2 separate regions of the Homo sapiens genome follow, and region 2 is linked to region 1. A link is a loop called in an ENCODE intact Hi-C map of the cell type or tissue named here. Cell type or tissue: PC-3. All regions are shown on one strand. Links, peaks and the distances in the headings refer to the core of each region. The heading gives the core; the rest is flanking DNA.

Region 1 (17,008 bases), core at 4,971-12,970:
CACTCCGATGCTTAGAGATCAAGAAGATGAGGGCAGTTAACTATGGAATAGGGACACGATAGATTACATTATTGGCCTCTCCTTTTATATGCTCTTTGCCGTATGACTTTGTACTTCTTTCCACTTATATGAGTTGAGTATATTTCTCTTCCTCTTTATTTGAGGCTTGGTTTTGTGACCTGATTTAGCCAATGGATGGTAACCAACATGATGCAAGCAGAGGCCCAAACTGTGCTTGCATGATTGAGCTTTCTCTCTTATGCACAATCAATGCCCCCCTGCCTAGTCCCAGGAGGAAGATAATAGACACGTGCAGCAGAGATTCCCAGGCTAACTTACAGCATCAAACATACTTCCCCCAGCTTCTTCAAGAAGTCACCAGTGAACTAAATGAAAACCAAAAGACAGTCGTATCTCAGAGGTCAAAAGAAAACGGTGGTTCAAAGAAGAGACAGATACTGACTTTGTCAGTGCTGATGATGAATCAAGTAAGAGGAGAAGCAGGAATTGACTGTTGGATCTAAAAGTATGTCAGTCATTAGACAACTTGACAAAGGCAAAAACAAGGACTTTTAAAAGTGAGGGAGTTAGAGTGGCCTCAAGAGAGAATGGAGGAAAGAAATTGGATACAATGAGTAAAAACAAGCTTTTCTAACTACGTTGCTACAAAGGGGTCAGAGAAAGGGGATGGTAAGGAGAAGGAAATGTGAGATCAAGAGAGTTTTTAAAAGATGAGAAATATTACATCTTTGCATCCTTATGGAAATGGTACAGTTGAGAAAGAAAAAACGTATGGTATTAAAGACAGAAAATATTTGTCAGAGTTCCCACGTGGACAAGAAAGGATAGGATCCAATGAACAAGTAGAGAGGAATTAGCCTTAGATACAAACCTAAAAGGTTCATTTAAAGCACCAGGAAGGAAAGTAGACACAGGTACATTGGCAGATGTGGTGGTGGAAATTTGTGATTGCTTGTGGTTTCCTCAGTGAAATAAAAGCAGTATCATGATCAGAGAGGGATGATAGAGAAGGAGGTGTTGAAGTTTTGGAATAGAGATGTCGTGAAATTATCATCTAGGGAAATCAGAGAGTAAATGGATTATAATGGATAATTATCGCCTATGTACATATCTTATTTCTGGTGCCACTATAAGCCTTTGAGAGCAAAAGCTGTATCTTACTTAGTTTTGCATCTTAACAGCTCTTAGCATGGAAACTTGTACTTTTTATTATTAACTTTCTGTAATTTTACTTTCATTTCCTTTAATAGTCACATAAAGTCTAATTGGCTTAAGGTTGTACTAGTTCTTTAACTCTTCAAGTCTTATGAGAGAAACTTATAAGAAACTCACACAATGAAAGCACTAGCATGATATGGCACTATCGCTATCTGGTTACCCAAAATCAAGTTCAAAATTCATAAAAATAATTGCTAACTTCAAGAGAAAACTGCCCATTCAACCCTACTTTCTTAATATCTTACTTTGACTGATTCTCTTTATTAAAAAAATATTTAAAGACTAAAGGGTTTATAAGTAAAGATGATATGAAATTTGCCCAAAGTATTACTTACTATTTTAAATATGTGTTATAATTTAAAATTACTCAGAGAGTAATGATGCAGAAAATAAACTTCTAGAGCAAATATTAACATCAATGCTGCATTTAAAAACATATGTAGGTCAGGTGCAGTGGTTCAAATTTGTAATCCCAGCACTTTGGAAGGCCAAGAAAGGAGGATCACTTGAGCCCAGGAGTTCGAGACCAACCTGGGCAACATAGTGAGACCTTTTCTCTACAAAAACTAAAAAAATTAGCCGAGCACATCAGCACATGCCTATAGTCCCACCTACTCAGGAGGCTGAAGCAGGAGGATCACTTGAGCTTGGGAGTTCTAGGCCGAAGTGAGCATGATTGCACCACTGCCCTCCAGCCTGGGTGGCAGAATAAGACCCTGCCTTTAAAAAAAAAAAAAAAGTAAAATAAAATAAAATCACATGTAACTACTAGGAAAAGACAAGATCCTCAAAAGCCATCTATAAGTTTTAAAGATTTATTCATAATAACTTGAATGTAATTGAAGTCTAAAAGTACAATACTATAATTTACCAAATGGGATTACTTTTAATACTAATTCCCAACAGGTTAGCTAGAGCAGTTTAATGAATATTAAATCTACTGAAACAATTTGAGGCTACTAGCTACATTGTTCACTCTCAGCCAGTGAGAATATCAACAAACCTACTTGATATTCAAAAATTTTGCACTGAGTCTGATGGGAAAAACTTGGTAACAATTAATTTGAGTAATAAAATTAAATATTCACCCCCCCCCAAAAAAAAAGGCAATGAGACCAAAAAAAAAACCAACATATTTTCTATGAACAAAGCAACAATAACAAAAGCAAAATATCAACTAAGGCTAAATATATTATGGAAGATTCATTTCATTGAGATATATTTTAGAAAGATGTTGTCAGTTCTACTTCCTAGAATTCTTAGAATGAGTGTCAATAGAAGAGGTTATAGCAACACAGAAGTTGTCCACCTTACTCAGACATCACCCCGATACTTCTGATTAGGTGTTCAAAGTGATCTAAGCATATTGTCTGCCTTTCTTCTGATATGTGAAGAACAAATCTAAATGTGGTGAGGACCAAGCAGACAATCTAAAGGAATGACAATGGCAATGATATAAAATGGTAGAATGAGGTCGGAGCCTTGGAAAGCATTTACCCCATCTAAAAGCACTCAAATTCAATATTTTAAAATACTCTTTAGCCAAATAATGCACATATGCAAGCTAAAGGCCACCTAAAATTCAAAGTCGTGTTGGACTTTCAAAGGTCCCCTTCAAATGTCACTTCCATCAATGACTTCTCATGTTCTCCCTCTTAAAATCCATATTTTCCTCACCCGTAGATCCACAGCTCTTTGTTTTAGCATTTATTATATGTCATGGATGGGAGTTATTCTTGCAAATTTTTTGTCTCCTCCACTAAGCGTGGGGCAGAGATAGTTTTGGTTTTTTATTCTCCAAAAGCACAAAATACAGTGTTTTGCAGAAAAAAAGGACACATCATATACATTTATAAAATTGAATTTAAACTCTTTCCCTTCTGGTCATGTCATCTAGTACAAAACATGAAAGGATCTTGGTCAGGGATACCAAGAAGCTTACTGACCTCAGTCAGAGGGGAAGTCCTTGGTTATATTGCAGTCTGTGCAATCAAGTTTAAAAATATTACAGAAGTGTGAAAGCAGTACATCCAGATTAGAGAAATTCAACATTTATACAATAAACATCTAGTTTATCATTAAACAACTTTTAGGAAAATAACTTTGTGAGTCACCTACAATAGTAAGCATACCTACTTATTTTCAATACCCCTTTGAGGAGAGAGACTGTTTTTCCTTAATATGACTGTTAGAAAAAATTCTTATGCTTTTTTGAGAGGCTGCCAAAGTTGAATAAATAAGAAATTGAGAAAAGATATTACAAATATCTAAACTACTAAATAATGCAGGCAAAGCTCTAAAGCAAGCTCTGGTTCAGGGTGCTAGCCTTAAAACTGAGATTGGAAGGCCTGAGATTTTTCTAAATTCAATAAAGAAAACTCTGGAAATACAGGATTCAATCTCTGAACAATTCCTAGGAAATATAACCCCATCTGTGAGCACGCATTCCACCTGGAGTGTGTAATTATTTGCAACATTTGCCACATTTAGTCCCTCTGGGTATTCACACCCTTTTACAATTCACGCCCTCTTCTAATACAGAGGTAGACTCTATTTTCCAACTCCTTGAATATGGGTTGCCTTTATGACTTGCTTCAGCCAAGCAAACATGGCAGAAGTGAAGGTGTACTAGTTCCAAGCCTAGGCCTCAAGAAGCCTTGTACAATTCTGTTCTCTCTCTCAGAACCATGCATGCCATGTGAGTAAGCCCAGGCTGACCTGCTGAATCATGACAGAGAAGTGGCAGTCTCACCTATCACCCTAGACAACATCCAGCCAGCCTCTGAAACAGAAACACATAACTGATTTGCAGTTGATTTCACACACAAGAGAACACAGCCAAGACCAGAAGAACCATCAGTTGAGCTTAGACTAAATTGCCAATCACAGAATTATGAGCTAAATAAAGAGTTATTGTGTTAAGCTATTAAGTTTTGGGATAGTTTGTTGCACATCAATGGCTTACTAATAAGGGGAGAAGGTCACAATATGACAGAAAGCAAAAAAGTCTCTGGAAGATAAGAATGCTGCCATTAACTTGGAAGCCAAGAAATAACCATGAAAGGAGGAAAAGGCAAAAAAAAAAAAAAAAAAAAAAAAAGACTAACCCTGGAGTTGGGGCTAACTTAAGACAAGATATCAAAAGTAGGCTGTGGCCAGGCCCAGTAGCCCACACCTATAATCCCAGAACTTGGGGATGCCAAGGTGGAAGGATTGCTTGAGCCCAGGAGTTCAAGACTAGCCTGAGCAACAGAGCAAGACCTCATCTCTACAAAAAATACAAAACTTAGCTGGGTATGGTGGTGTGTACCTGCGGTCCCACCAGCTACTGGAGAGGCTGAGGCAGGAGGATCACTTGAGCCCAGGAGGTGGAGGCTGCAGTGAGCTGAGATCACGCCACCCACCACTGCACTCTAGCCTGGGCAACAGAGCAAGACTCTGTCTGAAAATAATAATAATAATAAAATATACTAAATTAAATTAAACTTTTTAAAGTAGGTTGACCATTCCTTGTGGAGAAACAAAACCTATCCAAATCCTATTCTTCCTACAAAGCTCACCTCAAATCACACCTTTTCCATTTTTTTTTTTCTGAGTGTCCTTAGGCATAGTGATCATTCCTTCATTAGTTATGTATAAACAGTACATTACGGTGGAAAGAGGCCTGGACTTTAATCAGTAAGTCTAAATTCACATCCCGGTTTTATCAACTATGTGTCCTTAGACAAATTTCTTAAATCTTTGAATCTGATTCCTCATCTCTTAACTGAAATTTAATAGTTCTCAATCCCAAAGGACAGTTGTGAGAATTGAATTCTAAATGTGTCAACATGCTAAACACAAAGTACATACTCAACAATGTTAAAGTGAATTTTGTTCCATTCATTCATTAAACTCTGACTGGATTCCTACTGTATGTTAGGCTGTGTGCTAGATATTGGGACAAAGGAAACAATTACTAATGATACCACACACAACTGCCATCTACTAACTTCTCATGTGTATAGCCCTCAAATTAGAATGAGGTTAGAGATTATGCCTTGTAGCTCTTCATATTTCCCAAAAGTAGGTGGCATAGTACCTTGAACTCAGTAGTTACAAAAGTACTTGTGAACAATTTGATTAAAAGATTTCTACATACAGGTTTTCACATTTGAATCCCAAAGCCAAGCAACAGCATCATCACTTTTAAAGCATAGCTAAAAGCACACTCACTTGACAGCTCACATCCATTCCTGCCTCCAGCAGCACCTGCACGACTGCTTTGTGGCCATTGCGCGCAGCAAGGTGAAGTGGCGTGTGCTTGCGAGTGTTGCAGCTCATTAAGTTAGGATGTGCACTGATGATCATTTTTACCACTCTAAGCCGTCCGTAGAGTGCCGCCAAGTCCAAAGGTGTTTCCAGCTTGCTATTTCTAATTGTCGGGTCAGTGAGCTCTTCTAGGAGAACAGCAACTACTTCTGAGTGTCCATATTGAGCTGCACAGTGTAGGGCAGTTTCATTTTCATTGTTCTAAGACAAAGATTTTTAAAAAGGCACATTTTCAGAAATTCAATTTGTTATCAAAATCTTAACACAGTAATTTAAAACCTGCAATGCTTTGAAATGTAAGTTAAGATTTATCCATTTTAACAAGTATGCCTAATGGAATTTTATATTTGATAAAAGTATCTAGGATTCATTGAATCAAAAAAAAATTTTTTATATCACTTTAATCGAAAACAATCCAACATTTCCCTAAATCATATATGCCAACTTCCAAAAATGACAAATGATTTAGCCATGTTTGTCAGAGGCCCTCCTGGGTCCAGAAGGACAGTGATATCTGCATGGTGCATCACATCTTTAGACATTTATTAATAAGAGAGATCAAAACAATTATAACAGACTTTTAATAGACTGGCTTTCCAAAAGACAGATAAGAAGGTAAATTCTTGGTAACAAAAGGTTTATAGAAAGGTTTCCCAAATTAAGTTTCATTTTATTTTCCATGTAAGTACAAATCATTGCTTCCTTTGCAAAGAAAATGAAAAGATTTTGGCCTTAAGATATAAAAGTACCTTTTTGAAATGTTATCATGGGTTGTGAGGATGGACCTAGATCAGTTCCCAGACAAGTTACTAGGAGTATCACAGTACAACATGTGCAGCTTATAAGGGTTCAGTTGAAAATCAATGAGATTTTCCTAGAAATGTATCAAGATTTTTAAAAATGTTAAGATACAGAAAACTGAACCCAGTTGCAAGGCAGAGGGACCCTTCAGACTATTTGAGCAATATAGGTAGATGGTGTATAGGTATGTCAGGAGGTGGAAGGGTCAGGAGAAAAATGAACAAGAAATTTTAGTAACAAAAATGCAATAACCGTAAATGAGGGTTCTGGAAAGAAAGAGCAGCTGCCACCATCAGAGTTATCATCATAGCTAACACTATGTACTAGACATAGTTGCATTTTATATATGTTTACTCATTTAATCCTCATTATGAGATAGATACTATTATCATTATCTCCATTTTACAGATGAGAAAACTGAGGCACTGAATAGTTGAATAACTGGCCTTCCGTTATACAGCCATTTAGTGGTAGGACCGGGATTTGAACACAAGTAGCCAAGACCCAAAGTGGGTGTTCTTAACCATCACACATACCACCTTCCAAAATAGGAACTATTACTACTACTACTTGTTGAGTGCCTAAAAACTATATATATTGTCTCATTTAACTCTTACAACAATTCTCCAAAATTTATATTAAAATTGTCTACTTCATGGACAAGTAAACTAAAATACAAAAAGGTTAAATTACACATCCAAGTAGAATTAAGATATTTTGCAAGCTGGATCTGACAAATCCAAAACCCATGCTCTTTCCACTATACCATGTTGTCTGCCATGTGTTGCTATATTGTCAAAGAAGAGCTGGGAATTAGTGATCTGAAAGCAGAATTTCTAGAGGTTTTGCTCAGAAAAATACCAACCGAGAATAGGGAGTAGCTGTTTAGATAGCTGTTCTGATGAAAATAAAAGGATAAGAAGTGTTCAGACCCAAACAAATCTTAATGTTCTAGAAAGTAACTCAAGTTTGCCCTGGATGATAGAAGAATGCAAGTAAGTTGAGAGTCTAGAGGGAAGATTTGAAAATTTAAAAAGGAGTAGAGTGACAAGGGGAAAACAGCACTAGGAAAGGCTTCTTACTACTTTACCTTGCAAATAAGTATCAAGAGAGAGCATTTGAAGGTCAAACCCACAGGGAAAAATCTACTCTTTCAAGACAATCAATGAAAAGTTAAGACCTGTTAGATGGGGAATCCAGCTGAGGGTACTGTTTCTTCCATCATTTGTCAGGAGTCCTTCTTTACTTGGTTTGAAAGTATTACTATAATCTACTTCTTCATAAACAATGATCACATACAGGTTTAGACTCCCTGGTCTTCTTATCTGTTTTTCTTATCAGGCTTATAAAACAGCCAATCTTATTACTTCACACCATGAAAACATTATACAGATATATACCTCCTGACCAACCCAAATTTCCCCCTGGTCTGAAAGGGATTCAATCTCAGTTTTCAAAATACAGTATCTCTTTGAGAAAAGAGAAAGGCCAGTTATGAAATAATGATTCCTCAAAGGCCTCTCTACTGGTCCAGAGCCCTGAGCCTAGGAAATTACAAGAGCAAAATCGAAAAATTTTCTAGTAACACCAATTAGCACTGTTCAGATCTCAAGGGAAAATATATCAATCATTCAAGACCTACTCAGGATAAAAAGTTCACAGATTTTATCCATGATCATCACATACTTGGATCGTCACCTCAGTGGACGCCACAACGGTGGTACTTTTACGAGAGCATGATTGTGTATTTGTGTATGCTCACAAGTGATCTAAAATAATCTAATTTGAAATAAATAGGCTGTGATGAGGCACTGATTAATAATTCCTAGTATGGCTATGCAGAATATTCTTAAAAGTTTTTTAATTCCTTCTTTTTTACCAAATGGGTATTCTCTGAAACATTAGGACCCTTCCAGATAATGGATGATAGAACAAAACTGGCTAACAAAAGCCATTTACCAAAAACTCTTGGTTCAGAGTAAAACATCTAACAAGAGTTGGATTCGAGTTTCGGTGAATGGCAAAGGCAATGTGTTTTTCAGATAAGGCCCCTCTGGGTTTTGCCCTAATGTTAAAATAAAGAAAAAAAAAAAGAGGAAGAGAAGGTAAAGGGAAGAAAGGATTAATGAAATTTAAAGAAATTGAAAATTTTCAATTTAAAGGAAATTTAAATTGCAAAAAGGAAATAATCAGATGATAAAAGAGAAGGATGTGGCAATTATAAAAACCATAATCCGGGTAGAGTCCACTTTGTTTAGAATGGTGAACAAGACCTAGGTTGAAGTGTTACCATGTAAATTACTTCATCTCTCCAAACCTATCTTATCTGTATAATGAGAATATTATTTTCCCTATAAACCTTATAATATAGTTTATAAACCAAAAGAGATAACATATTTTTAAAATGCATTGTAAACTTTAAATATTAAAATGTAGAATAGAATTATTTTTAAAGAAAGCTGTATTAGAAACCAAAGATAACTTTCAGAAATCAGAATGAAGCCCTGACTATAATGCATAATTTTAACATAACATAAATGTATTACTGGTTGAGAGCTTAGGCTTTGGATCAGAAAAACCTGCGTTCAAACACTGGCTGCATTTCTTAGTAGCTGTGATGTTACGGTCAATCTACTCTATCTCTCTAAGGCTGTAACTCCATATATATAGTAGCAACAGTAATCTAGGGCTTAGTAAGATAACGGGGATGAAGTATTTTGCACAATGCCTGGCACACAGTAAACAATCCATTAAGTGATAGGATTTAGGATGACAATACCAATGCGCTGTTGTGTAAAAGGCTCTGGAGTCAAAGTCCTGAGTCTCAGTCTCAGTTTCAGTCACTCAGTAACACGTGGCCTTCGACAAGTTGTTTAGTTTTACAGAGCATGATTTCTCAACTATAAAATGCGAGTGATATTATCAATTCAGAGGATTATTGTGAGAATTCATTAAATCGTATTTTTGAGGTGAAAGTGTTTAGAACAGTGCCCGCTTTACCTTATGTCTCAATAAATGCTAATTACCATTTTTATTTCCTTTATTGTTTAAATACATAAAAGTTTATAATTAACAAGAAGATTCTGTCCTATTCAGAAGGAAAAAAGAAAGCTAAAATTAAAAGTTATCTATAAAAATAAAAATCCTACATCAAAAAATTTAGGAGAAATGGCATAGAATGGGAAAACTATGATCAGCATCAAAAGAGTATACATATAACAATGAAAAAATACTAAAATTATGGTATTAAAAATCGTAAGAAAGTTGCAACTTCTTGCCAATAGAAACCGCAACACAAAGCAACAGAGGTGAACAAAGGACTTTGAATATGGTCTCCTTAAAAAGACACTTTTTGTAATTTAATTGATCTATTCAACATTACCAAAAACAAGTATTTCTCTTTAAAACATATAGCAACTTTTCACTTTCAAATGTAAGTGAATACTATATGTTATTTCTTATTTTCATGTCATTTAAAAACATCTTGTTTGTAAAAACTAACATCCTCTTGTTTAACCTTGGATTGTTTTTCCATTTTATTATTTCAGGTTTGCTTTGCAGTATTCAGACAATTTTAAGAATAACCACCAGATGGCTCATCTCATAAATGATCTAACTGTTGGTTTTCTGTGGAAGAGAAGAGCATTGTCATAAATTTCCTTTTAGCATGATATGATGATAAAGATAGCCATATCTGTCATGTTTTAAAGACTGGGTGCATTCTTATTAAAATTTCTGCATTTTTGTAACCTGTAAACATGGAAATTTTTATTGTGATAAATATTAATAAGATACTTTTCCAATTAATAAAATGTTTTCCTGATTAGTCCTTTCAACAACTGCATATATATTTTCATTGAAAAAATATGTATTTTTCTTCCCTTTGCTATTTACAGCAATTGTTACTTTTTATCCTTCAGTCTGAATTTCAAAGTCCGGCAAAGTCTGCATCCATTTGAACAATATGCTAATTGTGCTTTATTAGATATGCTTGCCCTAAAGTAACCTACTTGCATTGATATTGGACAACTGCCAACCTGCAGCTTAATGCCGTGATTGTAATTCAATTGTTGGACTGTCTGCTGGTTTTCAAATATAGTTTTACAAAATGGGAACAGTAGGGGGCATGCAGAGATCAACATGTTTGTTATCATACTGTATTAGGGGACCATATTTTACTTTCTAGAATCTGTGGTCCTATCTGTTTAGAATACTGACACTGGTTTTCTTTTTAAAATATGTCCATTATGTGTAATATAGATATTGTGTACTTACAAATACATTAACTGTCAGAATCATACTGCTGCTGTGTTTTATTCAACTTATTCTGGGCATATGTGTTTGTGTTTGTATATATATATATCAAAAAATTTTAACTTAATATGTGACAAGCAACTGTATATGCTATATTTCACATTTTGATTCACAAGAGTACTTAACCATGAAAGTGCTAAGTAAATGGTAAAGCATTATGCAAATGATAGGCATATCATTGTTTTAGCATTCAAAATTGTATTAAGAAACATTGTAATTCTCATTACACATATGAATTCTGTTCTATCTTTAAATATTCAATGGCTATAAAATGGCTGATTATATAAGACAGGCAAAAATATTTCAGCTACTTCCTTTATGTAGGATTTTCCCATTAACAAAGTATCTTTACAAATGCCCAACTTAGTCCCTGCATATCATATCCAAACACCAAAGAATTTTTCAAATTTCTCCTTTTAGGAAATTCAGCAATGGAAAGGCCTTTGGGCAAGGTAAAGATAAAAAAATCACATTTTCAATATGGCTTTGCCTTGTAAAACTAGAAAAATTACATCATGAGCAAACATTTGGCAAGTGCACCTGTTCATTGACCCTGGAATGTGATGGTCCATGATGAATAAGAATCTTCACAATTTCCACATCTCCTTTCCAGGCAGCCAGGTGAATAGGAAAATACCCTTTGTTGTCTGCTACATTTGTTGATGCCTCATACTGAAGTAGTTTGAGAACTATGTCCCTAAAAAGGAAAAAACAACAACAACAAAATAGGCTGAGCAAGACAAACTGTATTAAATAGGTAATTTTAAAAGAATACTAGATGCTGGGTGGGAATTTAGAGTAATCATTCAAGGTACTAAGATATAAAGTTGGGTTTCAAAGTTTTTGCCTACTCAACATTTGGCTATTTTACTTACCTGGAAAACCATCACCCCATGCCACACACACACACACACACACACACACACACACACACACACACACACAGAGAGAGAGAGAGAGAGAAAGAGAGCGAGAGCACACATTGACTAACCAATTAAACTACTTAATAGAATTCATATAAGCAAAACTTAACTTATTTCATTAATTAGATGAGCTAAGTAAAATGAAGAGGATACCAACTCCCATTTTTTTTTTTAAAAAAAGAGCTCTTTCCAGATAGCCCATATCTGAGATTTAGTTTGAAGGAAAAGTTGAAGTTACAAGTATATTCCTTGTTTACACACACACAAAAAGTTATCATAATACCAAGGAGGCATTTATAAAATTTACACATCATTCCTACAGATAATTGGAATAAGAGATTTAAGGGGTATGTAAAAGAGAAAGAAAGTGCAGTATGTAAGGGACCCTTGACAAGCTAACTGTAGTACTAGCCCAGGGTTAAAAAATAATAATAAAAAAATTTTAATAACTTCTCAGTGATGGCACACAACACACTTTGAGTATTCCTTGTTCCTACTTCTGTATTCCTTCACCTTTCTTCTCCAAGCATAAAAAATTATTTCAAAAGGGAAACTCATTTAAAAGACAAGTTCCACCATTAATGCAATTTCAACACATATTCAATATATCCTACCTCAAAAATTTTGAACTTAATCCCCACCAGGTTTTCAAAGTAAAAATCCTGACCTGCATTACTCAACCTTAGAAAGAATTAATTAATAATTATTAGCATAAATTATATCAAAATATATGTCAACAATCAAAAGCAGTAATTCTAAACAAAACTGTATTTTCATTTGGATGCATTTAAGAAGCAAATTCTATTAACTCACTAAATGAAATGCTAGTCAGACACACATAAATAAAAATATATATATAATTACAATATATAATAAAGTTGTTTCTTACATACAACAAATCACTAATGGGGAGGGTGAACATAACAGATTTACATTTAAACATTTCATAAAATCAGACTCTAGATGCAAGTAACAAATGAAAACATTTGGAGGAAATTTTAATAGAAGGAAGATTAGAATTTTGATAGCTCACAAGAAAAACAGATATGATATGATACAAAATTATGGTAAATGGTAAAACATACTGTCCAGAATGTGTCCTAAAGTCACAACATTTGACTTAATTGCTAAATGTAAGAAATCATGATTTTAAAAAAACAAGAATATGTTGTAGAAATATTTAGAATCCAAGGAGTCCTAAATTGTCTAATGATATAATTTCTGAGAAATTAAGAATTAAATTTTAACATTTCTCTTTGAAAAACCAGCATTATTTTACGAAATCTGAATTTAGAAGACTTGGATTTGTGTCCCAGCTATGCAAACTACCTGAGGCTGTGATTCCGGAGAAATGATAATCACACACCACATAATGATAATTCGATCAACAACAGACCATCCGCATATATAATGGTTGTTCAAAAAGATTATCATACCTCATTTTTACTGTACCTTTTCTATGTTTTGATATGTTTAGATACATAAATACTTTCTGTATCTATTGTGTTAAAATTGCCTACAGTATTCAGTACAGTAACATACTGTGCAGGCATGTAACTCGGGAGCAACGGGTCATACCATGTAGCCTAGGTGTGTGACAGGCTATATCACTTAGATTTGTGTAAGTGCACTCTATGATGTTCACACAATGATGAAATCACGTAATTAGACATTTCTCAGAATGTATCCCTGTCATTAAGAAACACATGACTGTACTTAGTCTCATTTTCTTTTTCTTCAGGAGATACTATAATGATAATGTCTACTCAAAACTGGTAATAGCATTAAATAAGATCATAAAAAAGAATTCACTCAATAAATAGTAAAGCACTATACCAATAATAGCACTTGTCCCAAGTAAAAATAAAATACTTTAGAAGTGAAATGAAATGCTTATAGAAAGTCACCTTCGAAAAACAGAATCAGAAAATCAGAAGGAAACTTAAAGGTTATCCAGTTCACACGCTTCTCCCCATTTCCCTGCCAAGCAAGGGTTGTTATATAGGGTCTTCCATTCTGACATAAATAAATACATAACTTCAGTGAGGTAATGAGAATTCAATACCTATGAATAACAAAAGCAGATAAGGAAAGATCTGAAGTCCCAACTCTCTACTATTTACAAACCTGGTTACCTTGAGGAAATTAAGTAACCTCTGTCTCTCTTTCAGATATTGTGAAAATAGAATTTAGAGATTACATCTTGGTGCTAGTTTCAAACAGTTATGGTGTGAATCAAATGAGAAACAGATGTAATTGTAAAATTATATATACAATCAAAAGTTGTTCTCAAGGCAGATTGTTGCAATGTTAAACAATTCCAGTGATTGCTTTTTAAATAAAATATTTCAGCATTTAAAAGGCAAAATAATAGCAAAAGAAGTTAGTCAAATTAAATACCTGGATCTAAAATGTAGAATTTAGCCTACTACAAAATAGACTTCTCCAAGTTACTGTCAAAGACAACTGTGAGAAGAGAAAAATTTCATTTCTTAATACCTAAGGAAATAAAAAATATATTCTGAAACAACTTCTCCTATAAAGCATTTCCTTTCAAGGGGTAAAGACGAAAAAAAGATTGATGGGATCATCAATTCTATTTCCTTTTACTCTTGCTCCAATCACTTAGAATTTCATTTGTTCTTTGGCTCAAATTTTACTGACATTTTCTAATAATGTAAGTGATATACATTCATTCTTCATTTATCAGGAAGATTTATGACAAGTGAAAAAACGTCTATTTTGAAAACTGACTTACTAATCATTTGTATTTTCTAGTATTACCACCATCTAATATCTAAATCAGAAAAGAATAATCTGTAAGTTTGTAAAATTGCCTTTGGAAAACACTAAGATCCTAACTACACATTATTTACACATTATTTTTAAGTTTTGAAAAATGTATTTATTTTAATAAATAAATATTTTGTTAAATGTGCTTATTTTTTTCTTTTTTAATTTTATTTCAATAGTTTTTGGGACACAGGTGGTTTTTGGTTCCATGGATGGGTAACACTTTAGTGGTAAATTCTGAGATTTTAGTGCACTCATCATCCAAGTAGTGCACAATGTTTCCAGCGTGTTGTGTTTTATCCTTCACTCCCCTCCAAACCTCCCTCCACCAGTCCCCACAGTCCATTATATCACTCTGTATGTTTTGGCATCCACATAGCTTAGCTCCCACTTAGAAGTGAGAACGCATGGTATTTGGTTTTCCATTCCCTAGTCACTTCACTTAGAATAACGGCTTCCAGTTCCATCCAAGTTGCCACAAAAGACATTATTTCCTTCTTTTTATGGCTGAGTAGTATTCCATGGTGTATATATATACCACATTTTATTTATCCACTCATTGGCACTTAGGTTGGTTCCATATCCTTGCAAATGCAAATTGTGCTACTATACACATGTGTGCATGTGTCTTTTTCATATAATGACTTCTTTTCCTTCGGGTAGATACCCAGTAGTGGGACTGACGGATCTAATGATAGATCTGCTTTTAGTTCTTTAAGGAATCTCCATACTGTTTTCTATAGCAGTTGTGCTAAGTTACAGTCCCACCAGCAGCGTAAAAGTGTTCCCTTTTCACCACATTCCCACCAACTTCTATTGTTTTCTTTTTTTACTTTTTAATTATGGCCATTCTTGCAGGAGTAAAGTGGTAGCTCATTGTGGTTTTAATTTTTATTTCCCTGATGATTAGTGACGTTGAGCACTGTTTCACATGTTTGTTGGCTGTCTGCATATCTTCTTTTGAGAAATGTCTATTCATCCCCTTTGCCTACTTTTTGATGGGATTATTTGTTTTTTTTCTTGCTTATTTGTTTAAGTTCTTTGTAGATTCTGGATACTAGCCCTAATTTGCAAATATTTTCTCCCACTCTGTGGGTTGTCTGTTTACTCTGCTGATTATTTCTTTTGCTGTGCAGAAGCTTTTTGGTTTAATTAGGTCCCATTTATTTATTTTCGTTTTTGTTTAAATGTGCTTATTTTAAAATTAAAATTAAAATTAAAATTTATTTTCAAATTTTTGTTTAAATCGAGCTTTACATCTTATTCAAAGATACCAGCTAATGAATTGGTTGAGCTCAGATTTCTAGTGTTAAAACATATTTGTGAAATATAAAGTTGTATCCCTGATCAAATAAGTATCTGTCAGTTTTACTAAGTTATAAGTAGAATAAAGTGTTAATCAGCAAATTATGATTAATCATTCTTATGATATATCCATATATATCCAAAGTAATATGAACTAAATAGGCCATTTTCATCCAGGCTCATTAGAACAATTTAAATTTCATATATAATATCTAAATTAGAAGAGCAGTTAATATAGTGTAGTACCAACTTAGTATTTTTATTGATACATAATAGTTGTATATATTTTGGGGATGCATGTAATATTTTTATATATGCATACAATGTGTAATGACTAAATCAGGATAATTGGGGTATCCATTACCTCAAAGGTTTATCTTTTTTTTGTGTTGGGAACATCACAATTCCTCTCTTCTAGCTATTTTGAACTATACAATATTGGTAACTTTAGTCAGTCTACTGTACTATCAAACACTAGATCTTATTCCTTCTAACTGTATTTTTGTATTTTAATCAAATCTCTTCTCCCCCCCCCCTTTCCTTCAAAGCCTCCTATAAATACCAATTAACTTTCTACTTCCATGAGATCCCCTTTTTTTTAGCTCCCACATATGAGTGAGAGCATGTGATGTCTGTCTTCCTGTGCCTGGCTCATTTCACTTTACAAAATGATCTCATGTCCATCCATGTTGCTGCAAGTGACAGGATTTCATTCTTTTTTATGGTTGAATAATATTCTATTGTGTATATGTGCCACATTTACTTTATCTGTTCACTTGTTAATAAGTAGGTTGATCCCATATCTTAGCTATTGGGAATAGTGCTGCAATAAACTGGGGAATGCAGATATCACTTTGATACCCTGATTTCCTTTTTTTTTTTGGATATGTACCCAGCAGGGGCATTGTGAAATCATATAGTAATTCTATTTTTAGTTTTTTAAGGAACCTCCATACTTGTCGTCCATTGTCATTGTACTAATTTACATTCCCATCAATGGTGTACCTGCATTCCCCTTCCTCTGCATCCTTGCCAGTAGCTATTATATTTGTCTTTTCAGTAAAAATCGTTTTAACTGAGGTGAGATGATACTGTGATTTTGATTTGCATTTCCCTGATGATTAGTGAGGTTAAGCATTTTTTCATATGCCTGTTGGTCATTTGTAAGTCTTCTTTCGAGAAATGTCTATAATCGTTTGCCCATTTTTAATGAAATTATTTGGTTTTTTGCTATTGGGTTTTTTAGTTCCTTATATGTTCTGGCTATTAATCTGTTGCTAGATAGATAGTCTGCAAATATTTTTTTCCCATTCTGTCAGTTG
Region 2 (15,336 bases), core at 7,337-15,336, 100 kb after region 1:
GAGGAAAAAAAGTCATCTCACTGTTATATTCTTGCAGAAGATTGCCCTGTCCTAAAATCAGGATTATTTGTAGACAATACAAAGCAGCTAAACTAGCTTCTCTTAGAATTTCCACTGTAGGAAATAAATAACAATATACACTAAGTTAAAAATAATAATGCCCTTGTTATTTATAATCTACCCTCAGGGAATTTTAAAGCACTTTTCATGTCGTAACAGTCTTAAAATGTTTCCAGGATATGGATTGGCAAACCAAAGTACTGTAAAAAGAATTGTGATTTTTTTTTTTTCTTTTAGATGGAATCTCGCTTTGTCGCCCAGGCTGGAGTGCAGTGGCACGATCTCGGCTCACTGCAACCTCCGCTTCCCGGGTTCAAGCGATTCTCCTGCCTCAGCCTCCCAAGTAGCTGGGACTACAGGCACCTGCCATCATGCCCGGCTAATTTTTGTACTTTTAGTAGAGATGGGGTTGCACCATGTTGACCAGGCTGGTCTCAAACTCCTGACCTCAGGTGATCCACCTGCCTTGGCCTCCCAAAGTGCTGGGATAATAGGCATGAGCCACCACTCCTGGCATAACAGTGATCTAAAAATCTTCTATATGGCCATGTGCTGTGGCTCACGCCTGTAATCCCAGCACTTTGGGAGGCCGAGGCAGGTGGATCACAAGGTCAGGTGTTCGAGAACAGCCTGGCTACCATGGCAAAACCCTGTCTCTACTAAAAATACAAAAATTAGCCAGGTATGGTTGCAGGTGCCTGTAGTCCCAGCTACTCAGGAGGCTGAGGCAGGAGAATCACTTGAACCCGGGAGGCGGAGGTTGCAGTGAGCCAAGATAGTGCCACTGCACTCCAGCCTGGGCGACAGAGTGAGACTCCATCTCAAAAAAAAAAAAAAAAAAAAAAACTATGTGAAGTAGCTCCTTGCACACAATAGTGACAAAAATATTTAGCATTTATTCAAAGAGCTATAATTTCCAGAACTCTTTCAATTCTTACCCTAATCCTGAGAAGCAAGCAGGGAAGATTACATTATCCCCACATTAAAGTTAAGGAAGAACTATGATTCATAATGGATACTTGTCTCAGCCAAAATCACAGTCACCAAGAGGCAGAGCCAGGATTAGAACCTTGGTCTTCTGACTCGTGAGTCCTATATACTTGCTACTCTACTTGATCTTTATTTCTTATATAAAAGAATGTTCAGTTAATGTTTGACAAATGAACGTATGCAATGCATGAGCAAATCACATTTCATCAGAAAGAAATGCTGAATTTCTAAATTTCAGACCAGCATTTTGCCATTATATAATTTTTTCTCTGTAACTATACTTTTTGTTTCTGAAGAATGAGGCTGTCCCCTCAACAAGTATAATTATCCTCTAGAAAAGCAAATTGTCTTTGAGCTGATAAGCTGATAAACAGCTAACACACAAAATCACTAAATTTTTCTAGATAAAAATCACGAGTTAAAAAAATAGATATATCTTCTTAGAAATATACCAAGAAAACCAAATGCTATAACTTTTAACCCTAGTTTATAGCATAGCTAAAGAACAATTACTATATAAACTAGACACAGTTTTGGAATGAATGAATGAAGACTCATTTATACCAAGAAGGAAGAAAAGAATCACAACACAGTTCACCCATGATTTCACATCTATTAAGTAGAAAATATTATCATATTCTCACAACTGTCAGCCTGTGCTGCCAGACTTCACATTTAGCAATTATCTCAACGCCAGCTGTCCCCACAATTTCGTTTCAAATTTAATATGCCCTAGAAAATATTACATTTCAAAATTTCTAGCAATTTGCAAAAGATAGAGACAGAAGAGGCAGCCTCTGTAGCAAAGGCATGTGTAGGCTCTCTGCACACTGTGGGAACACACTGGAATCCTATAGTGGACATTTGTTATGTGCCCCCCAACCCTCTCCAGGATTATTCTGGGTCTTCTGGTACAACTCCAAAACCTCATTTAGATAACACCCCTCCCCCATTCTCAGTCCATGTAGACTGGATGAGGTCTCCTTACTCCACTCAACAAAGCCAAAAATGAACATAAGACTGCTGATGCCAACATCAGTGCTTTCTACTACATTATGCTTCATATTACAGTGACATTTATTGTTTTGTCTGCCTAACACAACATTCCCTTCTTATGGAATGGCAACTAATGGCTATGTGATCAAGCTGCCTGGGTTTGAAACCTGTTCCCACCACTTCCTACCCATGTGACTTGATCCATTTATTTAACTGCTCTAAGCCTCCATTTCCTCATCTGTAAAACAAAGATTCATTCACATATTCAACAAATATTTATTGAACACTTATTATGATCCATGCTTGTGCAAGTGCTGAGATAAGAATAGTGAATAAGATAGAAAAGGTCAATATCCTCATGGAGCTCAGATATGGCAGTAAACAACAATAAACCAACAAGAGAGGTGCAGATTATAAGCGCCATAAAAGAAATAAATAATGGGAGAAGATAGTAAAAGAGTGATTCTAGATCCACTTACATAGAATGTGCAGAATTTCAGGATAAAGAGGCTTTCAGTATAAAGCCTCTCTGAGGAGGTGACATTTTAGCTGAAATATAAAAAGAAAGAATAAGCCAACCACTCAAAGAGAACTGGAAGATCATTCCAGGAAGAGGGAAAGCCAGAGGAAGAAAAGAGCTTGGCACAAAAGGACATCTAGATAACTGAAGCATGGCAAGTGAGAAGGGGGTAAAATAACACAAGACGACATCAGAAAGCTAAACAGAAGCCAGACTGTGCTGAGCCTTGCAGGTATGGGAAGAAATTGAGATTTCATTCTAGGAGCGAGCAACGGAAATCCATTGAAGTGCTTTATTTAAAGCTTTGTGTTTTTAAAATGTTATTCCAGCTACTATGGAAAGGATGGATATGGAAAAGAAGAGTCATCTATTCAATATAGTTAAGAGGATGGATGGAAGAGGGAAAGAAGGAAGGAATCAGGGATGATTTCTAGGTTACTTGGGTTGAGCAGCTGTGTATATGGTGATCTATTGATTGAGACTACAAAGATTAGGCAAAAGTCAGGGTTCAAGAATTATTACATTTGAGATGCCTATCAGATCCTCAAAATAGCTGTTATACACTTTTTTTTTTTTTTTTGAGACAGAGTCTCACTCTGTCATCCAGGCTGGAATGCAGCGGCACCATCTCGGCTCATTGCAACCTCCACCTCCTGGGTTAAAGCAATTCTCCTGTCTCAGCCTCCCAAGCAGCTGGGACTACAGGCATGCACCACCACGCCCGGCTAATTGTTGTTGTTGTTGTTGCTGTTGTTGTTTTTAGAGACAGGGTTCGCCATGTTAGCCAGGCTGGTCTCAAACTCTTGACCTCAAGTGATCCACCCTCCTCGGCCTCCCAAAATGCTGGGACATGAGCCACCATGCCCAGCCCTGTGATACATATTAAATGAAATAATCTATGTAAAAAGCACAATGCCTAATGCAGAGTAAACATTCAATAAATGTTAGCTATTATTCATGTTTTGAGAAAAAGAGGAAAGTTCCTTCCTTGGTCTACCCATGTGGTTTTGGTAATGACTGATGACTTTATCTTATCCCATGACCCAGCTAGGGCATTGGACAACTAACTGGTCTAGATGAAACCAACAAGAATCACACTCTCTTAGCTGTGGTGATTGGTCCATCACTCAAGCCACACCAACTTAAGTTCTTCCCTATGATTTTCAAACTAGAAGCTGAAAGGGAAGTTCCCCTTCCTCTTCAGTAGGGACCCTGTAAGAGTCCAGGGATGCTGATGGTAAAGTTCCTACTTCTAGGAGAAATGCCCTCTGTAATTGGAGGGAATAAGGCTGATACCCAGAGAGAAGCACAGATGAGAGACAGAGTACTAGAGGCAGAGAGTGCTTATTTCTAGTAATTCTAGGGTAGTGCTGTCCAATAGAAGCATAATACAAGCCACATATGAAACACTAAAAATAGACAGGTAAAGTTAATTTTAATAATACATTGTATTTAAACCAATGTATCCAAAATAGTATCATGGTAATATGCACTCAATATACAAAGTTGCCAAATAAGAATGATACAATGGACTTTGGGGACTCCGGAGGAAAAATGGGAGGGGGGGAGAGGGATAAAAGACTATGAATGTGGTGCAGTGTATACTGCTCGGGCGATGGGTGCACCAAAACCTCACAGATCACACTAAAGAGCTTACTCATATAACCTAATACCACCTGTACCACAATAACTTATAGAAAAATTAAAAATAAAAAAAAATAAAAAGTTGCCAAGTGTTCAAAACCCAGTGTGTATGGTAAATTTGAACTCAGACTAGCCATATTTCAAGTGATCAAGAGCGATATATGACTAGTGGCTACTGTGTTGGATAGCACTACCAACACTACCTGGGCTCTACCCAGGCCCTTTGCAGGCCATAAGCCAATGCATGCCCTTGTAGGATTTCATTAATTTAAGTTGGATTTGTGTCTCTTATCCCGAGAGTCCTTAATTTACCTAAAAACATTATTTCACTTATTCCATTTACATCTGAAACCCTAATAATTCTTTTTTTTTTTTTTTAGATGGATTCTTGCTCTGTCACCCAGGCTGGAGTGCAATGGCATGATCTCAGCTCACTGCAACCTCCACCTCCTGGATTCAAGATAATCTCCTGCCTCAGCCTCCCAAGTAGCTGGGATTACAGGCATGTGCCACCATGCCTCAGTAATTTTTGTATTTTTAGTAGAAGAGGGGTTTCACCATGTTGGCCATGCTGGTCTCAAATGCCTGACCTCAGGTGATCCGCCTGCCTCAGCCTCCCACACTGCTGGGATTACAGACATGAGCCACTGTGCCCAGCCTAATCATTTTTTTAGAAATCACACACAGTACATTATATTCTGAAAATTGATTCACCAATTCTTATTAGCATAAGGACTATCACCTATTTCCCTACTTGAGTGCCAACTCCCACTTCACATATGCACTACAGTTAAGACTCATTAGACCTCTGTATTCCAGCCTTGATTAGCACAAGAAACCATAATGGAGCATCTGCAAACAAGAATCAAAGGTACTACAAGTGATAACTCTGATTGAGTTGATCTGAGGTGGAATCTGGGACTCCATTTTTTTAAATGTTGTCCTAGTAATTTTGATAATCACCCAGATTCAAAACTACCGAGTTGGATCACTTACTAAATCTAAATAGCAACTTCTGCCCCTTATTTACCTTTTCTATTGTTACAAGTATTTCCTCTGTTGTATTTACTGAAGCGCATACTATATTCACCTTTGTATACTTAATTCCTAACCCCTTAATGGATATACTTCAAATATTCAATAAATATTTGTTGAACTAAAAGAAAAACTTAAAGTGGACTTTTAATATGATGCTATTTCCAATATGATATCTAAAATAGTCCAGAGAAGTAGTGGGAGATAATAAGAGTACTAAGTTTAGGTAATGGCCTATCTCTCCTTCTTTCTGTTCTAATTTTAATTAGCTCTCTGCTAGTCTGAATTGAGGGTAAAGGGAGTTAATTGTTGGATTACTCTGACTACAGTTACATTAAAAAGAAAGTGCCCTGTGGCCATATTAAGTGCCATGTTGTACCCAAATGTCCACCTGTAGTTAGATAATTTTGATTTAATTGACTTCACTCACATCCAGAGACCATGGAAGGGAGTGGAAGTTTGGTCAATTAAAAATCAAGCATTAAGAATGCCAACTGATTCCTCCTGAGTGAGAATTAGAGAAAAGGAATTCTAGGTCTGTGGGCACAGGGAAAGACATACCAAAGCATTCATAAATGGCTCTTGGTTCCTCACCTCCTTCTTCTCTTCCACACACACATTCTAGGAGGTTCAATAAAGTGCTGTAATGTGTTTTGCACACAGAAGGTACTCAACAAAGTTGTATCAGTTGCTGGGGCCATAACCAAGTATTACAGGCTGGGAGGCTTAAACAACAGAAATTTGTTTTCTCACAATTCTAAAGGCCAGAAGTCTGAGATCAAAGCATTCGAGTGGTTAGTTCTTGCTGAGGCCTCTCAATCTGGCATGCAGATAGCTGCTTTCTTCCTGAGTCTTCACAGGGTTTTCCCTCTGTGTTTGTCAATGTCCTAATCTCCTCTTCTTATAGAGATACCAGTCATATTGGATTAGAGCCCACCCTAATAACCCCATTTTAACTTAATTACCTCTTTAAAGACCCTGTCTCCAAATACAGTCACATTATAAGGTAGATGGGGTTAGGAGAGCAACATATGAATTTAAGAAGACATAATTCAGCCCATAACAAGTACCGTCTAGGTAACCACTCTAACAGAGGTTAGATGAATCCAAGAATAGCTGAATCTTGAAGAGGTCATATAGAGTTATTTGGTTTCAGGGATATGTTAAACATGAAAGATCTAAACCAGCGGTTTCAAACACTACTGTTCAACAGAATCGATTATGGGGTATGTTACAAATTATGGGTGTTCTGGCCACACTCAGAAATTCTTAGGAGTAGACCAGGCATCTGTATGTTTGCAGCCTGGAACAAAGTCTGGTATTGACCCTAAAAGACATGTCAACCTAGACAGCCAGCAATGAGGCAAGAAGCAGGACTGGCAATGAAGAGGAAAAGACCTCACGTGAATAATGTAGTGATCTGTATCGCTACATTCTCTTCATCATTAAGTCTCTGTTACCCAAAATTCACTCTAATACCATATTACTCTCTTTGTGACTTTGTCCAAACAAAGTCTTCCCAAAGACGTAATGCACAATGAGAAGTCTATGCTTATGATATTTTTCAGAGGAGGGCTGGTTAGAATCACAAATGATGATCATTTACTTCACACCTAATATAACTCATTCTCCGCTGAACGGAATTTGGTTGATTGACTGATTTGTTTAGGCCAATGGATTCAAGGAAGTGGGCCATATTCATCTCATCTTCTTCTCCTTTAAGCTGCCTCTGGGACAAGTTGACACACATTTTCACCACTCTCTAGTCTCATGGTTGATTAATAATATCCGTATAATTATATTTCATCCTATCATTAAACAGTACTGGATTCAAAGTAAAACTCAGTGAAATAATTTGGCACAACTGCTTTTAAAAATTATATTTTTGTATTTTCTCCTTCATATGCTTCTTTATTCTATCTCTGCCTTCCATTCAACAAATATTTATTGTAGTGCCGGGAGTATGGGAATATAACAATAAATAAAACATAGCCTCTGCCCTTCAGAAAAGTAAAGTCTAGAAAAGAAAAAAAGATGTGTAAACAAATAACCACAAGAGAATGTGCCATATTATAACAAAGATACACATAAGGTCCCATGGAGCACAGAGTAGAGAACTAACATTGCCTGAAGGCAGAGCTTACACACAAACTGAAGGATACAGTCAAGTATCCAGGCAAGGACACAGGACAAGAACAGGCATTAAAGCAAGAAAATGCAAGGCAAGTTTAGGGAACAGAAAATACTCATGATGGCTCTAACAAAAGGCTTGTAAGGTTGGGACTCATGGTGGGCCTTCCATGCTACACTAAATAACCAGCACTGTCAGGGGAAGTCACTGATAGTTTTTTAAGCACCATCAGTTCTGTGTTTAATTTCCCCCAGGCATAAAATTTTCCTGAGGCTGTCTGCTGCTCCCCACTCCCCAGCGTGCGCCCCTCTTCCACAGCCCCATGCCGCCTGTGCTGTAGCAATCAGAAGTACTTACTGTTCTCTAAATATGCCAGGCATGTTCTCACTGACTGCTAATGTCAAAAGCATGACTTGAAAAACATCTAAATGCATGATCAGACCAGTGATAGCAACCCTATGGTGGAGTTTTCAACAGTTAATAAGGGGAGCAATATTGAATCATTCCAGTTCTCTATATTTTGTCATTTGCTGTTCCTGCTGCTTCATGGAAAAGGGTTATATTTTCTCTGTAAATAGAACTTGATATATCTTCATAACCGTCAGCAGGGATGGACACTGTGCTACTTCCCAGCAAAAGGTGAATGAAAAGTGATAGCAGTTAAAATGGTGTTCTTTGCTGTTTCTCTGTTTTGTTTTCATACTCTTCTTTTAAAATCAGACTGTAATTTTAACAAGGTGGCAGGTAAAGCATTCCTTTTTGCTTTTAATGCTGCCTGGAAATAATTTGTTTTCTCCTCTCCAGAGAAATTCTTAAAAAAAAAAAAAAAAAAAAAAAAAACTGTAAAAACCTGACTGTTCTGATACAAACCTTGTTAATAGGATGTTCACCTTAAAACTAACCCAAAAGAGGAACAAGTAAAGCAACATGATAACAAATCACAGAATTTTAGAAAGGACTAAGAGCAAATGTAGTGGTGTGGTTAAAAGCTATGGTTCCTTTGAAGCTCAAATTAAGAAGAACCTGCTAGTACTGATCATCTAGCATCCTAAGTGGGAACATAGCAAATAGACATAGAATTATAACCCTAAGAGTTGAAATCAGAATAATAGCACCAATGAACTCCTCAAATCATTTTTTAAAGGAATATATTTGTGAGGCAATGCAAGTGAAAATTACATAATATACAGTTACTAAATTCCTGAGAGTTCTATTTTTGTTTATTCAATATCTACTAATATAAGGACAAAAATCATTGCTAATGATCAAAAGAGCATAGCAATCATTATCAAATTAAGAGGCCAGGCATGGTGGCTCATACCTGTAATCCCAGCAATTTGGGAGGCTGAGGCTGGCAGATCGCTTGAGCTCAAAAGTTGGAGACCAGCCAGGGCAACATAGTAAAACCCATCTCTACAAAAAAATATAAAAATTAGCCAGGCGTGGTGATGTGCACCCATTGTCCCAGCTACTTGAGAGTCTGAGGTGAGAGAATCACCCAAGCCCGGGGAAGTCAAGGCTGAAGTGAACCATGATCACGCCACTGCACTCCAGCCTGAGCGACAGAAAGAAACCCTCTCCAAAAGAAAAGAAAGAAAAATTAATTAAGATGTGATTCAATACATTTTTTCCAATTCTTTAAGTTATTAAGAAGCCAATGTCAATCTCTCATCCACTGCAGGAATCTCCTAGTTTCCCTAATATACAACTTCGGTCTCTGCTGAAATATTACCTTTTTTATCGTAAATACTTAAGGTATACAACATGATGTTTTGTTATACATATACATAGTGAAATCATTATCACAGTCAAACAAATTAACATATCTGTCATCTCAGATACCTTTTTTCCCCCTTTGGTGATAATCTACTCTCTTAGCAAATTTCTAGTATACGATGTGATATCATTCTGTACATTGGATCTCTAGACATGCTGTACATTGGATCTCTAGACATTCATGCTACATAATTACAACTTTGTACCTTTTGACATACATCTCCCCATTCCTGTCCCTCCCTCCCCACCCCAGGCCCTAGTAACCACCATTCTACTCTGTGTCTATATATTCAACTTTTTTTTTAGATTCTGCACATAAGTGAGATCATGCAGTGTTTTTCTTTCTGTGCCTGGCTTTTTCACTCAGGATACTGTCCTCCAGGTTTATCCATGTTCTCTCAAATAGCAAGATCTCCTTTTTTAAGGCTGGACAATATTCCATCGTGTGTGTGTGTGTGTGTGTGTGTGTGTGTGTGTGTGTGTGTGTGTGTGTACCACCATTTCTCTATCCATTCATCCATCAACAAATGCCTAGGTTGTTTCCATTCTGGACCATGGTAGATACTGCTGCAATAAACATGGGAGCTCAGATATCTTGACAAGGTGCTGACTTCATTTCCGTTGGATACATACCCACAAGAGGGACTGATTGCTGAGTTATATTGTAGTCTTATTTTTAATTTTTTGAGGAACCTCCACTCAGTTTTCCATAGTGGCTGCACTAATTTACATACAAAAGTTTCCTTTCCTCCACAGTCTCACCAACACATCTCTTTTTGGTTTATTTCTGAACTCTCTATTTTATTCCATCTGTCTATGTGTCTGTTTTTATGCCAGTACCATACTATTTTTCCATATTATAACTTTGTAATATAGTTTGAAATCAGGAAGTGTGATGCCTCAAACTTTGTTTTTCTTTCTCAAGATTGCTTTGCCTATTTGGGGTCTTTTATGTTTCCATACAAATATTTTCTATTTCTGTAAAATATTACCTTTGCCTCTTCTTTTCCTTTCTTCCCATGTCATAGTTCCCTTTCTTTTTCTTCCCTCTTCTCTCTATGCTTCTCATTCTAGATCACATTTGGGTAATGTTAGGTACATGTATATAGTGACTATTTCTCCTGGAAGATGATTTAGACTACAACTACAACTATAATCACTTAGAAAAGTGTAGAATTCCTCTGTCCACCTAGAATAGAGCTGAATTTGTTCATATTCCATTCCAAACACAGCATTCTAGGAAACTATGAAGTATTCTGCAAGCTGTAAAAAGATCCATATAATAGAATATTATTTGCCATTAAAAAGGAATAAAGGGCCAGACGTGGTGGCTCACGCCTGTAATCCCAGCACTTTGGGAGGCTGAGGTCAGGAGTTCAAGAACAGCCTGGCCAACATGGGGAAACCCCTTCTCTACTAAAAATACAAAAATTAGCTGGGCATGGTGCCCCGTGCCTGTAATCCCAGCTACTTGGGAAGCTGAGGCAGGAGAACTGCTTGAACCAGGGAGGCGGAGGTCGCAGTGAGCCGAGATCGCACCACTGCATTCCAGCCTGGGCTACAGGGCAAGACTCCATCTCAAAAAAAAAAAAAAAAAAAAAAAGAGGAATAAAGTACAGATACATGCAATAACATGGGTGAATTCTGAAAACATGCTAAGTGAAAGAAGACAGTCATATAGGCCACACATTGTATGATTCCACTTATATGAATTGTACAGAATAGGCAAATCTATTGAAACAGAAAGTAGATTAGTAATTGTCTACACTGGGGAGATGGGAGGAATGGGAAGTGACTGCTAATAAGTACAGTGGCTTCTTTTTAGAGCGATGAACATATTCTAAAATTAGACTGTGGTAGTGGTTTCACAACTCTGTTAATATATTAAAAACCATCCAATTAAAAACTTTAAATAGGTGAACATTATGAGAATTATATCTCAATAAAGCTGTTTAAAAACATGTATCTAACGCAACAGTCTATGTGTACACACCCATAATATATGCATATATATACATACTCATTTACAGAGAGTTCTGAATTATCAGCCTGCAGTTTATCCACTGAAATTTTAAAATTCAAAATTTCTTACTTCCTTGATTGTATGAGAATGGTAATAATAACAATAATGACAGCAATAATAATATCAAGTACTCATTTAGTTCATACTATGTGCCAGCTATTGTGCTAAAAATACGTAATCTTATTAAAACCTTACAAAGTCACCAAATAATAGAGTCTGTTACTAACCATTTTAACATATTATTTTTTATAATCCTCACAACAAGAACTACAGTTTTTCTCAATTTATGAGAAAACTGAGATTTAGGGTGGTGAAATAAATCATTCTCGGTTTTACAGCTAGTAGTTGGCAGAGCAATGATTTAAACTCCGGTCACTGCACTCTGCTGCCACTTGAGCTATCCCTCTGTAAGGGCAATTGAGTCTCAGTGAGCTAAAAGAATCTTACATTACTTTTGCAGACAGGCATCTAACAGAGTAGGAAAAATCCCAGAACCAAAAGCTGAAACCCAGACCGCAGTCTGAGTCATGATACAAACTAACCAGGCCAGCCAAATTCCAATCCTCTCATCTACAAACATGGAAATTGGAATAGAAATTTTTCAAGGTCCTATCAGCTTAAAAGTCCATTTGTCCAAGAAAAACTTACTTAAAAATCTGAGTCTTCAGTCCAAAATAAACTTGCCAGAAGAAATGCTTTCTTTATTTTCTGCCCTATGAGTTTACGACTATTATTAGGTTGTAAAAATATTAAGTATAACTGGAAACTGAAAGCATAATTAACATTTACTTATAAAGTTCGATATCACCCATTAGCAATATAACACATAATGATTTATTAACTTTTTACTATAAAAACTTTTAAACATATTCAAAAGTAGACAGAATAGTATTAAAAAACCCAACGTACTCATCATACACCTTTAAAAATCGTCAACTCATGGTCAAATTTGTTCCATCTATATACCCTCCCACTTTGAAGAAAATCCATGGCATCATAACATTTCTGTAAATATTTCAGTATCCATGTGTAAAAGATAAGGGTTCCCTTCTTAAAAGTATAATCATGATACCATCATGACACCTAAAAATATTAACAATAATATCTTAATATGACAAACTTGGAAAATACATTTAGATATATAAATGGCAATAAATAATACAGATTTAAGTACCACTTTCACTGATATTAAAAGATAAACCTAGGCACATTAAAATTTTAAAGAGTTTATTTGAGCATTCAGTGATTCATGAATTAGGCAGCACCAGACTGCAAGTGATTTGGGCTCCACCAAAGGCGTGCAAGGGAAAACTTTTATAAGGTGTCTGTGGAAGCAGGACAGAGAAAATGTTTGATTTATTAAAGTGGAGAGTCCCTACTTAGAGGTAATTGGCAGTGTCTGGTAAAGACTCTAGATAGAGATTCACTGGTGCTTTCTGATTTGTTAAACTTAAGTTTCATTTCACTGTTTTACAGTGTGTTTACTGTTTACAGTGAGTTTGGTTTCAGTTTGCTTACATAGGAACCCAAAGCACTACCTAATGGTTTCCCAATCAATTTTTTTTTTTTTTTGAGACAGAGTCTCACTCTGTTGCCCAGGCTGGAGTGCAGTGGCATAATCTCCACTCACTGCAACCTCTGCCTCCCGGGTTCAAGTGATTCTCATGCCTCAGCCTCCCAAGTAGCTGGGATTACAGGCACACACCACCACGCCTGGCTAATTTTTATATTTTTAGTAGAGACAGGGTTTCACCGTGTTGGCCAGGCTGGTCTGGAACTCCCGGCCTTAAGCAATCTGCCCGTTTCAGCCTCCCAAAGTACTGGGATTACAGGCGTGAGCCACTGCACCTGGCCCCAGTTAATTTTTTTAACACTGACAAATTTTACTTTGAGTGTTAAGGCTATCTGTATATTCAAATTTTCCAGACTATTATTTCTATTTGAATACATTATTTATATATATAATCTATTATATCTATACCTAATGTCTCTGTACTCTATTCATGAAATGTCATATGGCACTATACTGAATGTGTCCATAGAAGTAGAGTACTAAACATTCTATATATACTGAGCTTATTAGTTTTGTTTACTCATTGAGCTTGCCTGGTATTGAAAAGAAATTAAATTAGTTAGGCATGGTTTGTTTGTGATTAACCTTTCCTGTCTTCCACAGTTCAATTTATCATCCTCTTCGTGATACCAAATGACTACTTTATGAATTGTTCCACAAATTTGCCAGCTATTATTCACGAGCTACATATTTTATCCAACTGAAGTGTTTATTCTGTGACCCTTATTTTCATATAACTCTCTATAACCATTTTGCTTCTACCATACTTACTCTCACATTCCTTCCCTAGCTTGCCTTGCCCTCCAAAACAAAAAAGCTTCCACCATGAAATTACTAATTGATATTCTGCCTTATAAACTTTGCCTTGAAAGATTCCTTTGAAAAATTAATTTCATTTCCTCGATCTAGCCAATGATAAAATAATGATGACAGCAAACAGAAGTAGAAACAGCATAATTTTTTAAAAAAGGAAACATCAAATTTTGTATTGAAAATTTACATCAGCATTTCACTAGTGAACAGACATTTCCTCTGAGAAAGAGTGATAATTACCATTTGCACCTCATGTAAGGATTTTCCTGAGGCCTAAGAAAGCTATAAATAATATAGTTTCTTTTGAAATAAAGAAAAAAAATTTAATTTTCTTTCATCACGCTAACAAGAAGTAAAATAGGTTGCAAATAATGGTGTAGTAAATGGATTAAAGAGATTAGCTTCAAAATAACTGCACTGCAGGACCTAAATGCTGAACTTGGGTTATCCAGGCTAAATAAAGGCCAGTCATCATCTTATTTTTATAGTTCAATCATAAGTTAGGGCTTATGGGAGTAACGCAATTAAGAAAATATATATATTTGGGGGAGTTGGAAAAGTTTGGAAAATTTCAAAAATCAAATCACATTTCAAATGGATTAGGAGAACTCACTAATTAAAGGTGGATAGATTTCATACTGTTAAAAAAAAAACTCAAACAAGTAAAAAAAAATTTATGATTAACCACCAATACAAACAATAGGCAAATTTATTAGTTTCTCTGCTCTTGCTTTACAACTGTAACCTTTATAACAAACCCTGTTAGACCTTGTAGGAGACCCTGTTAATGCCCACACCATATCCCCCTGACTTGTCTGTGAGTTCTCTTCCACTGCTGTGGATAGTCATGCTGATGCTGACAGCTTCCCACCTAAAGGACCCACAGTTCTTTCTCCATTTTCTCTTTATTCTTCCTGGAACCACCTTGCACATACACTACCCATGCCTAAGTCCTTACACCAGGGTCTGCTTTTGGGGAAAACCCTAATAAGACTGTTGGTAATAGAAATAGCACTAGAAAGCAGACCTTCAGAATGAGATTCTGGAATTGCATTACTTGCTGGTCAGAGGGCAGCAAGGATCCAATTTCTAGTGATAAGTGAGTGGTGATAACCCCTAACAGGCTACAGCAGTATAATGCCCAAAATTTTTAACTGAGGTGGACTGTAATGTGTTACAGGAAGGAGGAAGTACAAGCTTATATAATAGCTCTAATACTTGAAAGACATGTGGTAATCAAAACAAAGATTTTGGAGTATGTGTTAACTACTCGAGAAGCTTTGAAGAATGAGAATGGCAGGCTTGGGTAAGCCATCTATCAATTCAGGGCATGCTGTAAAAGTCAGAAAAACTCCATGTCAGTATTTAAAATGAACCTTATCTCTGGCACTCAGCTAACATACTATACTGAAATCAGGCCTAAGATTTGATGAAGGAGCTTAGCTACAAAGACAACTAAATGCACAGCCCCAGCAGGTCTCCCATCAGGGCTCTGATAGGGAAAGGGGGAGGGTGGTGATGCATGGGAGGGTGATATTTAGGGGGGTGTACATGAGACCACTAAACACTCAAATCTGCTGAAACCTCTGGGCCGGCAGAATCCACCCTCATCCCTTTCATAAAGGTAAGCCACCTCTAATTGCATGGAGACCTGGCAAAGGACATACCTGACGGGGGTGCCTTCCTCCAGATCTGCCCTTCATCTTTCATTGCCTCTAGACCAGTAACTAGGGTCAGGTCCTACTGATAAAAGCTCCAACTGTAAGGCGCAGTGG

Evidence for each region. Hi-C counts contacts between places; a loop is a spot of excess contacts. Peaks named below come from ENCODE experiments on the same cell type or tissue, not always from the same donor. Only the 100,000 strongest peaks of a DNase experiment are listed, where the experiment ranks them.
Region 2: a loop joins it to region 1, with 4 times the contacts of the local background. A loop is called at or near these places in 8 of 110 quality-filtered maps.

The regions. Positions count from the first base shown.
Region 1 is chr12:99,800,950-99,817,957 of GRCh38, forward strand. ANKS1B (ankyrin repeat and sterile alpha motif domain containing 1B) reads right to left here. Exons shown (of 27, transcript NM_001352186.2): 3 at 11,206-11,362; 4 at 5,455-5,751. Among named protein-coding and RNA genes, the nearest start is that of GARIN6, 160 kb to the left of the region's middle. In PC-3, for the core only: CTCF peaks have their summits at 9,910 (motif pointing right) and 10,532; a DNase peak (open chromatin) is centred at 10,422; H3K27me3 peaks cover 3,528 bases.
Region 2 is chr12:99,899,623-99,914,958 of GRCh38, forward strand. The region is part of intron 1 of ANKS1B (ankyrin repeat and sterile alpha motif domain containing 1B); the gene reads right to left. Among named protein-coding and RNA genes, the nearest start is that of ANKS1B, 78 kb to the right of the region's middle. In PC-3, for the core only: no CTCF peak of the experiment used is centred there; a DNase peak (open chromatin) is centred at 11,679; H3K4me3 peaks cover 526 bases; H3K27ac peaks cover 1,504 bases.